Linked DNA regions of Homo sapiens: region 2 is linked to region 1. Evidence: chromatin loops called from intact Hi-C (ENCODE). Cell type or tissue: dorsolateral prefrontal cortex. All regions are shown on one strand.

Evidence for each region. A loop is a pair of places that touch in the nucleus more often than their neighbours do. Peaks named below come from ENCODE experiments on the same cell type or tissue, not always from the same donor. Only the 100,000 strongest peaks of a DNase experiment are listed, where the experiment ranks them.
Region 2: it touches region 1 in a loop (1.8-fold over the local background); 1 of 110 quality-filtered maps calls a loop at or near these places.

The regions. Positions count from the first base shown.
Region 1 is chr7:117,155,034-117,160,033 of GRCh38, reverse strand. The region is part of intron 9 of ST7 (suppression of tumorigenicity 7); the gene reads right to left. Among named protein-coding and RNA genes, the nearest start is that of ST7-AS2, 12 kb to the right of the region's middle. RefSeq lists a silencer at 626-1,006 and an enhancer at 4,439-5,000. In dorsolateral prefrontal cortex, a CTCF peak has its summit at 2,230; a DNase peak (open chromatin) is centred at 2,253; H3K27ac peaks cover 359 bases.
Region 2 is chr7:117,018,055-117,023,054 of GRCh38, reverse strand. All of the region lies in intron 1 of ST7 (suppression of tumorigenicity 7), which reads right to left. MIR6132 (microRNA 6132) reads right to left here and starts at 2,844; the gene lies at 2,736-2,844. RefSeq lists an enhancer at 2,606-3,805. In dorsolateral prefrontal cortex, no CTCF peak of the experiment used is centred here; a DNase peak (open chromatin) is centred at 2,844; H3K4me3 peaks cover 3,495 bases; H3K27ac peaks cover 2,572 bases.

The DNA.
Region 1 (5,000 bases):
GACAGGGTTTCACCATGTTGGCCAGGATGGTCTCGAACTCCTGATCTCAGGTGATCCACCCGCCTCAGTCTCCCAAAGTGCTGGGATTACAGGCATGAGCTACCGCGCCTGGCTTGCTTTTTTGTTTGTTTTGTTTTTTGAGACGGAGTTTCTTGCTCTGTCGCCCAGGCTGGAGTGCAGTGGCATGATCTCGGCTCACTGCAACCTCCGCCTTCTGGGTTCCAGCAATTCTCCTGCCTCAGCTTCCCAAGTAGCTGGGACTACAGGTGTGTGTCACCATGCCTGGCTATGCTATATGTGAATAGTTTTCATTTTTTAGTTGCACAATAGAACATAACTCGATTTATTTATTTTAAAATAATGTACCAAATAAATACTTGGTAACATAATTAGCCTTTCTATTACAAAAAGACCACAGTCCCCATATCAAGCTTTGAATGAAAGCATATGATAAAGGCCTGTTTTCTATCAGCTAAGTCATTCTAAATAAATCTTTAAACATGCTCACTATCTAGCATAGTTCTGTTTATTTATTGCCCGCTATCTTCTCCACACTGGTAATTGCTTTCTCCTGGCAGCAAGAAATTTATATGCCCTGTTTTGCCCAAATATTACAGCTCAAATAGAGTGAAAACGCTAACTCTCCTGTGAGTCCTCTAATACCTATGGGGAAGAACATGGGATGGGCCAAGGATAGAATTTCAGTTTCAATTTTACATCATCTGGCTATTGTCAGTTCAAGTTTATTTCAATGGAAGAATCTGAGGCACTTCTGAGGTTAACATTTATGAGCTCAAATGGGAAAAAAAGGCAGAGTTAATTCACTGGATTTGAAATACTCTATGGACATAATTTAGAACTACGGTCTGTATGCTTTTTCTCAGCTGACTTACAGGATGAAAACAACAGTTTAAACCTTTCAAGTTTGATTTGTATCTATTTAAGCATTTTATTAGTTCAGCTATGCATGTATTGTTCCTTGAGTGAGAAAGGCAATGGGAAAATTCTTACATACTTTAAGGCAGAGGTAACTAAAAGAGATCCTCAGCCAGCCAGATTCCTACTGAGGTCAATACAAGCTTGGGCTAATTAAAGTTTATAGAATTTGGCCTGTATCATATTCAAAGAGCAGATACTATTTTGTTATAGTTGCAAGTTTGACATTATTTAATTATAGTTTCAAATAAAGGCATAAATAGAAAATAGAAAAGACACTGTATAATGCATGGTTATTATTTTGCCAGTAATTTTTACTGACACTAAGGGCCATGAACAGAAGAATGAATTGTTTACCAGAGTCCTCAGAGGCCCACGAGAGTTCCATTTATACAGATCAGTATAAAATGCAGTACTGAGTCCTGAGAGGCCTAAACATACACTAGTAGAAAATGTCATTTTTCACAACTAATCTAAATATTAAGCTGCATCCATTGAAAAGTAATATGGTCAATATATGATCCGCATGTTCACTAGTTCACCAGTTAACAAGTTCTTCACTGAACTGAGCGCATTAAGTAAATGCATCCATCATTGAGAACTAAAGAGAAGTAACAGTTGCAGGCATGCTGATGATCTTCCAATGAGAGTTTTGTATCTCCCAAAGACTCAAAGGGCTGGAAGGTTATCTAAATAATTATCTACTTTTCCTGTCAAAACTGTGATCCGTTTAGTCCAAAGAGGAAGCTTTTCCTTAAAAATTAAAATGAATGAGACAAGCTTTGCATTTATGCACAGCCCAACAAAAATGTTTTCAGTGTAAAACTTCCTTTTCCGTTTGTTTCTCAATCAGATAAAAACAACAAGCAAATCTGGTCAAAACTTGGAAATCTTCAAAGATTGTCCTCCACTTCTACCTGCCTCAGTGACAATTCTTTACCTAACTTTAAGACATCTAAGAACTTTCCAAAATCAAAGGTCTGACAGCACCACTGTTTTATCTATGTTATTAGGGAGGAAATTTCTGTACTCTAAACTCTATGGCAAACTGCAGTTTCACAAACCCCAGAGTGAGGTTGTTGGGGAGGAGGGCAGGAAAGAAGCTGGTCTCATGCTGTCTTGGGGAAAAGAACGATTTATAACCTCCTCAAAACTGATGGGTAACTCTGAGTAAAACATTTCTTTCTCATCTTAAACAGCTTAAAACAGGGCTGTGTCCTAGCCCGGAGATCATGAACAAACCCGAGCAATTTGATGCATATTTTGAATGGCTTGGAAGCAGGCCCACAGACAGAGGGCGATAAGCATTCCTCCCCCTCTGTGATGACATGGCACTGCTCTCCTGTGCCAAGAGTGGCCTCAACAAGCAGCTAACCACACTGGCCAACAATTACTGTCAGAAAGGACTTTTTATGCCAAAACCACTATCATTGTGTTTGGCAGGCATCCTTCCACATTCACATGGGTAATAGTAAATAATTCTATTCAGTAGATTAATGCATATGGTTATCTGGGGCACAGTTAACAAATATTCATGCTGGCAGGCATCTCATGACAGGGTCATGCTGAAAGTTAACTATTATAGAAGATTCTTCTATGGCAATAGGCAGAAGGTTGGTACTCCAACCTCTGACATTCATCTACACACTGCTCTTCACTTTGCCTTCTAACATTCTCTTTGCTCCCCAAGTCTTTCCACTGAACCCTCCTGGAATCTGAGTCCATGAAACACACATTCCCCAACACGTCCACATGCTATTTACAGAAACCAGCCTGAGTTCACTGCTTCTTTTGCAGCTGTTGAGTTACCCCAAAAAACTTTTGTCTATGAGGCAGGATGTAGGGCTGGCTTCTCCTCGTTGCCCAAAGTGCATCCAGATCATTAATGCTCAGCCCTTGGGCAGCAGTTCTTGCCCCTCAGAAGCTCATGCCATCATGTTTCCAGCACCTGCCAGCATTCTCTTACCATGTATTCTACCAAGTAACAGACCCGCATACACTGAAGATTTTGGTATCTGGCTACATATTCTTACTCTTGACCTTAAGCCTTACCCTCCACAAAGATAATTTCAGTCTATGTGAACATCCCATCTGGTAACCTAGACTCTTAGTGTTTTACCTTCTCAAAATAAGAAGACTCCATAGTCAAATTCCAGACCTTGACGTTATCTAGATATGTTCCTTTAAAATTCAACTGTGCAATGCTCTGACCATAACATACTGCTCTCCGGTTATCTCACACCATTACTCCCACTAAACTTCCTCTGTAATTTCACTGAGACCACCAGTGCCTTGTCCTCTCTACTTTTTTGTTCTTATCTTTCTTGGGCCACTCTCATTTCTGTAAAAATTCTTTTTTCTTTAAGCCCCCATGTTAACACACTTTCCTGGTTTTACTCTTGCCTTTCCAGCTGCTCCTGCTCAGAAGCCACTGGATGCTTCTCCTCTGTCAATGTTGGAGACCACTGGGACTCACTTCTTAATCTTCCCTCTTCTCTATCTCTCCACATACATGATCCTATTCAACATCATGGCTTTAAATCCTGTATATGTTGATAACTCCCAAACTCCTCACCTCTGAGTTCCAGGCCTCCATCCAATTTCCTTCCTGCAATACCTACCTGGAGCTATAATAGGTATCTGAAACTCTACATGACACAAGCACAATGCCCACTGTACCATTTAAAACCCGTCCCTCTCCTAGTCATCCTTCTTTCAGTAAATGGTATGACCACCACCAAGTTGATTAGGCTAAAAAGCTGTGCACTTTTAACTTTCCTTGATTATACCATTTCTTTTTTTCCACAGCCAATCTATTCGATTCATTTTACAAATAGTTACTGAGTAGTTACTGTGTATCAGGCACTATTGTACTGGGATACAGTAATAGGCATAAAAAATTCTTGTCCTCATGAAAATAGCATTCTGGGGAAAGGAAAAATGGAAAATAAGCAAATAAATAAAATCCATAGACTGTCAGATCATGATAAATTTTGAGGAGAATAAGTAAAGCAGGGAAATGGGTTCGTGAATGTTGGTACAGCACAGGCAGATGTGATTTTTAAATATAGCAATCAGGGAAGGTAGGATTGCAAGGTGACACATAAACAGAAACTGGTAACAGAGCAAGTCATGAGAATGTCTGGAAGAGAAGCATGCTGGGGAAAGCTTCCAGCAGTGTAAAGTTTCTGAGGTGGGAATGAGTGGTGTATTCAACAAATGCAAGAAGGCCAGCATGGCTGGAGCATAGTGAACACAGCAGCTGGGCTGTGGACAGCCTTGTAGGCCACTTTTAGAGTTTAAACTCTGAGTGAGATGAGAGGTCCCTGGAGAGTTGGAAGTCAAATGTAACATTATCTTACATATGCTTTCAATGGCTTCATTCTCTGCTATGTGGAGATAGAATTAAGAGTAGAAGCAGAAAGACCAGTTAAAAGGGAAGGCTGTTAGTATACTCCAAGTGAGAGATGATGGTTTAAACCAAGGGGAGGCCTATGAACCAAGGGTAGGGCGTTGAGATACATATGTCCAAATATATCTCAAATCCAACCACTTCTTCACTGCCACTCCCAAATCCAAACCCTCTTCAGCTCTTGCTTGGTATACTATCACGACCTCTTGACTGGCCTCCTGCCTCCATTCCTGCTCTCCATTCTTGACAATGTAGCTTAGTAAGATCTCATCCCTCCTCTGTTGTATACATTTCAAAAGCTTCCCATTGTACTTACAATGAAATCTAAATGCCTTACACAACTACAAAGCCCTAAATGACATGGCTGCTCCCTGCCTTTTCAAATTCATCTCATTCTGACCTTCCCTTTAGTCACCTTAGCCTCCTTTCCATTCTTGCTAAACTCTTCCCAGCTTCAGGACCTGTGCATTAGTTCTTCCTCTGACCAGATCTTCATGTGGCTGGCTCCCTCTCACCCTTTAGATCTCAGCAAAAATATGACCTCTTAGAGAGGCCCTTCCTGAGCACTTATCTAAATTAGGCCCTCCTGTTACCTACCATGACAGCCTGTTTAGTTTCTTTATAGCACCTATCATTATCTTTAACTGCCTTT
Region 2 (5,000 bases), 140 kb after region 1:
AAAAGAGCCACTTACAACATGAATCTATGGCATCAGAAGTCAGAATAGTGGTTACCTTTTCATGAAGAGGGGAAATAATATTGACTGGGAAAGGCCACAAGAGAACTTCCAGGGGAAATGGAAATGTTCTGTATTTTGAGCTGAGTAGAGTTCTATGGGTATAAACATGGGCAAAAATTCACTGAGCTGCACACCTAGACTTAAGCATTTTACTGCATGTAAATCATACCTCAATTTAAAAAGTAAAAGCATCCTATACAAGTAAGGCACTGCAACCATAATCAAGGGTAAGAATCACGAAATCAGAATAAGTTAGAAAAAAATTAACCCTTACCAGGATCTACCACAGTACTGTATACAGAATAGATAGTTAAACAAGTATTTCTTACGATAATTTAGTAAGAACACCCTAGATGGTTTGGGAGATCCCTTTTGAACTAATTGGAATTTCAAATGTGACTATTTTCCTGAATATTTTAAGTACAGTTTCAAACCTAAAAAATAGCCTCCAAAAGGTTGACATCAAAGGCCAAGAAAGCTATGTCTCAGAACACAAAGAAAATACACTTGTCCTAACACTGAATGCAGACTTAGGGAATCTTCTTTTATTATTATTATTATACTTTAAGTTCTGGGGTACATGTGCAGAATGTGCAGGTTTGTTACATAGGTATACACGTGCCAAAGAAGGCAATTCATTTTCAACACGATATCCACTGACAGTACGAATCTACCTATAAGCAAGAAACAGAGCTTAACACTCACGAAAGACAAAAAATGCTAAAAACCTGTATGATAGTATTCTGTCTTCTGAAGGATATTCTATTCTCTTCAGTAATTTAGCAGCTATGGAGGGCACAAGCAACCAGCAGTTTTCACACATACCATACAGCGCATAGGTGATATTATCAAAAGATCAGGTTTGATGATCAGGAAAGGCTATGTGTCTGCTTGGTAACACTGAGCAGACAATGTTAGAGTCCCTAGTCCAAGAACCAAAGACTTCTGCACTGAGTTTTAACTTCCATTTTTGGCTAAACCAAGTAACAGGTCTAATTTTCCTTTAGTATATAATTATTTCTGTCCATACCTAGGCTCCTGCATAAACAAAATTCCATGACTGAAATGAAACTGGATGGTCTTTGACACTTAGTGATTTATTTCTATTTCTTAGATAACCAATTCTAAATGTACCATTAAGTGAATTAAAAAATTATGCCTAAATTATTAGGAAATAATACTGTCACATGCTGAATGGGACATTACCTGTCACTATTATTCTAACACAACTTTGATTAGGCAATGTGGTAGTCTGAGATGAGAAGCTTCTACAGTGAAACAAAAGTAATTAACCTTTTTAAAAAGCCAATCAAGAAACAAAAGAACTGAGGATTATTAGCTCTCTCGAAATGCTACTATTCTGTAATAATCAGCTATGCACAAACAGTCACACTGATCACCTGAGATCAAAAAACAAAGGTCAAATTACAAGTTCGTAAGAAATCAGTTTCCTAAATTCCTCCCCTAAACCCCTTCTCCCTAGCAAAGATAGTGGCTTGCCAATATTTAATGCTCTAGCCAGCAGGTTGAAAGTCTCTTTAGAAATTCTTATCTCTTAGAAATTCTTAACTGTCATTTTTGCTAATAGACAATGACAAAATATTCTGCAGAGCCTGTACAACTGCATTGACGTTATATTTCTATATCAACATTAAATAATCCTCACATAGTTTGGTTGTAATTTTTAAAATATCCATTGTAGCTGTCTACAACTGCTGTCCTGCCTAGCCCATTGTGCAGGGCCTTCTCTGCACCAAAGCAATTTCATTGTATAAGTTTTTAAAAAGATATGATCCTGCTGGACTGTGATGCTAGCCAGCATATCAAAATTGAAGCCACTGTGGGAAAAAAAAAAATCCATCCTCAAAAATAAAGCGATTTCTTACTCATTCTGAATCTACCTATAATGTCTATGTTTTTGTGAAAATATGGAAGAGTATATAATGATAACTATTTATCTCTTTAGATGAAAAAATGTAAGCCTTTCTTTCCTTTCTAATAAACACTATCATCTCAGATCCTCCCAGTATCTATTTTAAGGTTTAAGCACCATTACGGAGCCTACAACAATAGATCAGTGACAGGCCTGATCCCATCAATTAACACATTCTAGGGTGGCTGTATGGATTCTGGTTTTCCTACCTCCCTCTTACAGGCCTGGTTTTGACACATTGACATCCCTGGCCTTAAGGATGAATAACCCAGTTAAGGGGAGTTCCTTCCCTGAGACCAATTCCTTTGTAATTAGAGCCAAAATACAAAGGTTGTTAATGACCTAAGGCAAAGTGATATGAACTCTAAGCCAATGAAACCATGACAGCAAGCAGATTTCTAAATAGCAGAGAAGTGGGATCCATTTACTTACATGAAGATTCAGTGCCAAACATGGCTGGCTCCAGAGGCTGCTTTTTAAAAATTAGAAGAAAGAAAAGGGAAAAAAAAAAGAAAGAAAAGCGAGGAGAGTGTACATGTGAGAGTGAAGAGATGAGCCGGCTACACAGCAGGGGTCATGAAGCCAGACAATGCAGTCCAAGCTGTGTCCAGCTGCCAGATTCTCCTGTTACGAGCTTCAGTTTTCTCCCGGTGTGATTGAAATGCAAGGTCTCTTAACAGCACCAAAAACCGAAGAGCTGCTTTTGAAAATCCACTAGGCAAATGAAGGCCGACGTGCCTCTTCTGGGATGCGGTGAGGCTGGACTAGGTAGCAGCAGGGGCAGGACTGGGAGCAGCAGCAACAGCGGATACTGCAATCCCCAGCCCTGCTGTAGCAGTAAGACAATAGCAGGGCTTATGCATACGCTGGATGACGTCAGGGACACTGCACAGACCGACTGCGCTGCTTGAGCCAGAGGCTCCAGGGGCTCCAGGAGAGCAGCGTGATTGAAAGGGGAATTCCTTTGTCACAAAATGCACAAGACCGAGAGCCACGTATACACTCCCCTCCTGCGCAGCTCTTCATCCCATGATACCAGGCAGTAAAAGAGGACTCAAAGAAATTTAAATATTGGCTTTATAGCAATTAACCACAAAGACATCATGCATATCAGTCTTCTTGGTTTTGCGCAGCATATAGAAAGAACTTTTCAAGGGAATTAAGAATATCAGAAATGAGAAACATTATCTGTCTTTAGAAGTAATTACAGAAGAGTTCATTGTTATCTTCTCAAAGCTTATGGTAGATTGACAGATCAAGGATTGTACACTCAATCACAAGTATGTGAAAATATGTATACTATTACACATATATTCTAGGCACATAAATACATACAAATGTAACAGTAAAATAGTAATCTTAAGTACTTAGAACACTGCTTGGCACACAGTGAGTACTCAAATGCAGGCAATTCCATTACTAGCTATTTTGCAACTATTGTTCAAATGTGAAAAACGCTGCTCTAGGAATATATTTACATACATGTATTTCTCCTATTTCTTCATCGTGCCTTACATGAATTTCTGTCATTTTCCAGAGCAACTCAGTCATTTTAAGGCTGTGTGCACACACCTGTGTATACCTCTGTATGAGTAAGCATTTGTGACCAACCCATTTCTTTTTGATCTACCCACACAAAGAAATAATTGAAAATATTTTATCTCTTGACTCACTGGAACAAAAAATGTCTTCCTGTGTTACCATATTCTTATAAATCTGTTTTTAAAGAAAAAGTACTAGAAGCATATGAACTTTCATTAGCTATCCAACACAAGCCAAAAAAAGAGTTTTGTTATGTTTTTAAAATACTGAAATGCACAAAAAGTAAATATATATACATATATACGTAACTTTTAAAATCATATATAGTAGAAAGTTCAATAGTTCAAGTCTCCTCTCCACCCATTCATCCAAGGTATATGCCTTTTCTAATTAATTTCTTGTGTTCACAAAGACATGTCTTGATCTCAATACAGTTTTTAAATATTAAATTCTGCTATGAAAGTGGAACCACATATTACTTTAACATCTAAAAATATCATTAGTACTTTTTCTGGTCAGTATATGTAGGATCTACCTCATCCTTTTAAAGACTGCATAAGATTCCACTGTATGAATGTACCACAGTTTATTCAGGGTAACTTGATCTTTAGCTTACTAAAAATGCTGAGCCATTAAGAAGAACATTTGATGATGCTAAATAAGATAAAGAACAAATCATCTGTTGCGGGAAAGAATAACAATAGCTAATATTTACTGAGTGTTTACTATGTGCCAGGCACTATCCTGGGTCCTTTACATGTATAAACCCATTTAATCTTCATAATAACCCTACAAGGTATATACCACTTTTATCCACATTTGACAGATGGTTAAATACTTTGTCGAGGTCACACAGGTGGTGAATGATATACTGGGCTTCAAACTCAGGAGTCTGGATCCAAAGCAATGCTCTTAAGCACACTACGATAATGCCTCTTTCTTGAACAATGAATAAATAATCAGCAAAATTATATTTAAGGATTTAACTGAAATGAAGGGAAAATAGAAACCAACTCAAAACATGAAGAAAAAAAATCGTTAAAAGAGAAAGGTCATCAGAGAAAGAAAAAAAATCACAGAAAATTGCAGGAATTAATAAAAATGTATACCTTCAAAAACAGTCACATCGACAACCAAGGGGGAATATCAATAATGATGTTGAAATGTAACTGTAGGAAGTGGGAAAGGATAATACAGTTCAAAAGGGTGGAACCTTAAAGCCAGAATATTATCTTACATAAGATCTATTTTAAATTGCATATGAGATGTTGTCACATAAATAGTCACTCAAATAGTGGATGGATGTGGCCGTCAGAAAGGCAAGAGGGAAAAGAGAATGAGAAAATGGCCCCTGGGTTAGAGATATTTTCAAACAGAGGCCATGGTCTACATGTAATAACTGCTTTGCCGACTCATTTATGTTGCTCCTTTTGTTGGCTCATACATGAGAGGGTGTGTATATGTG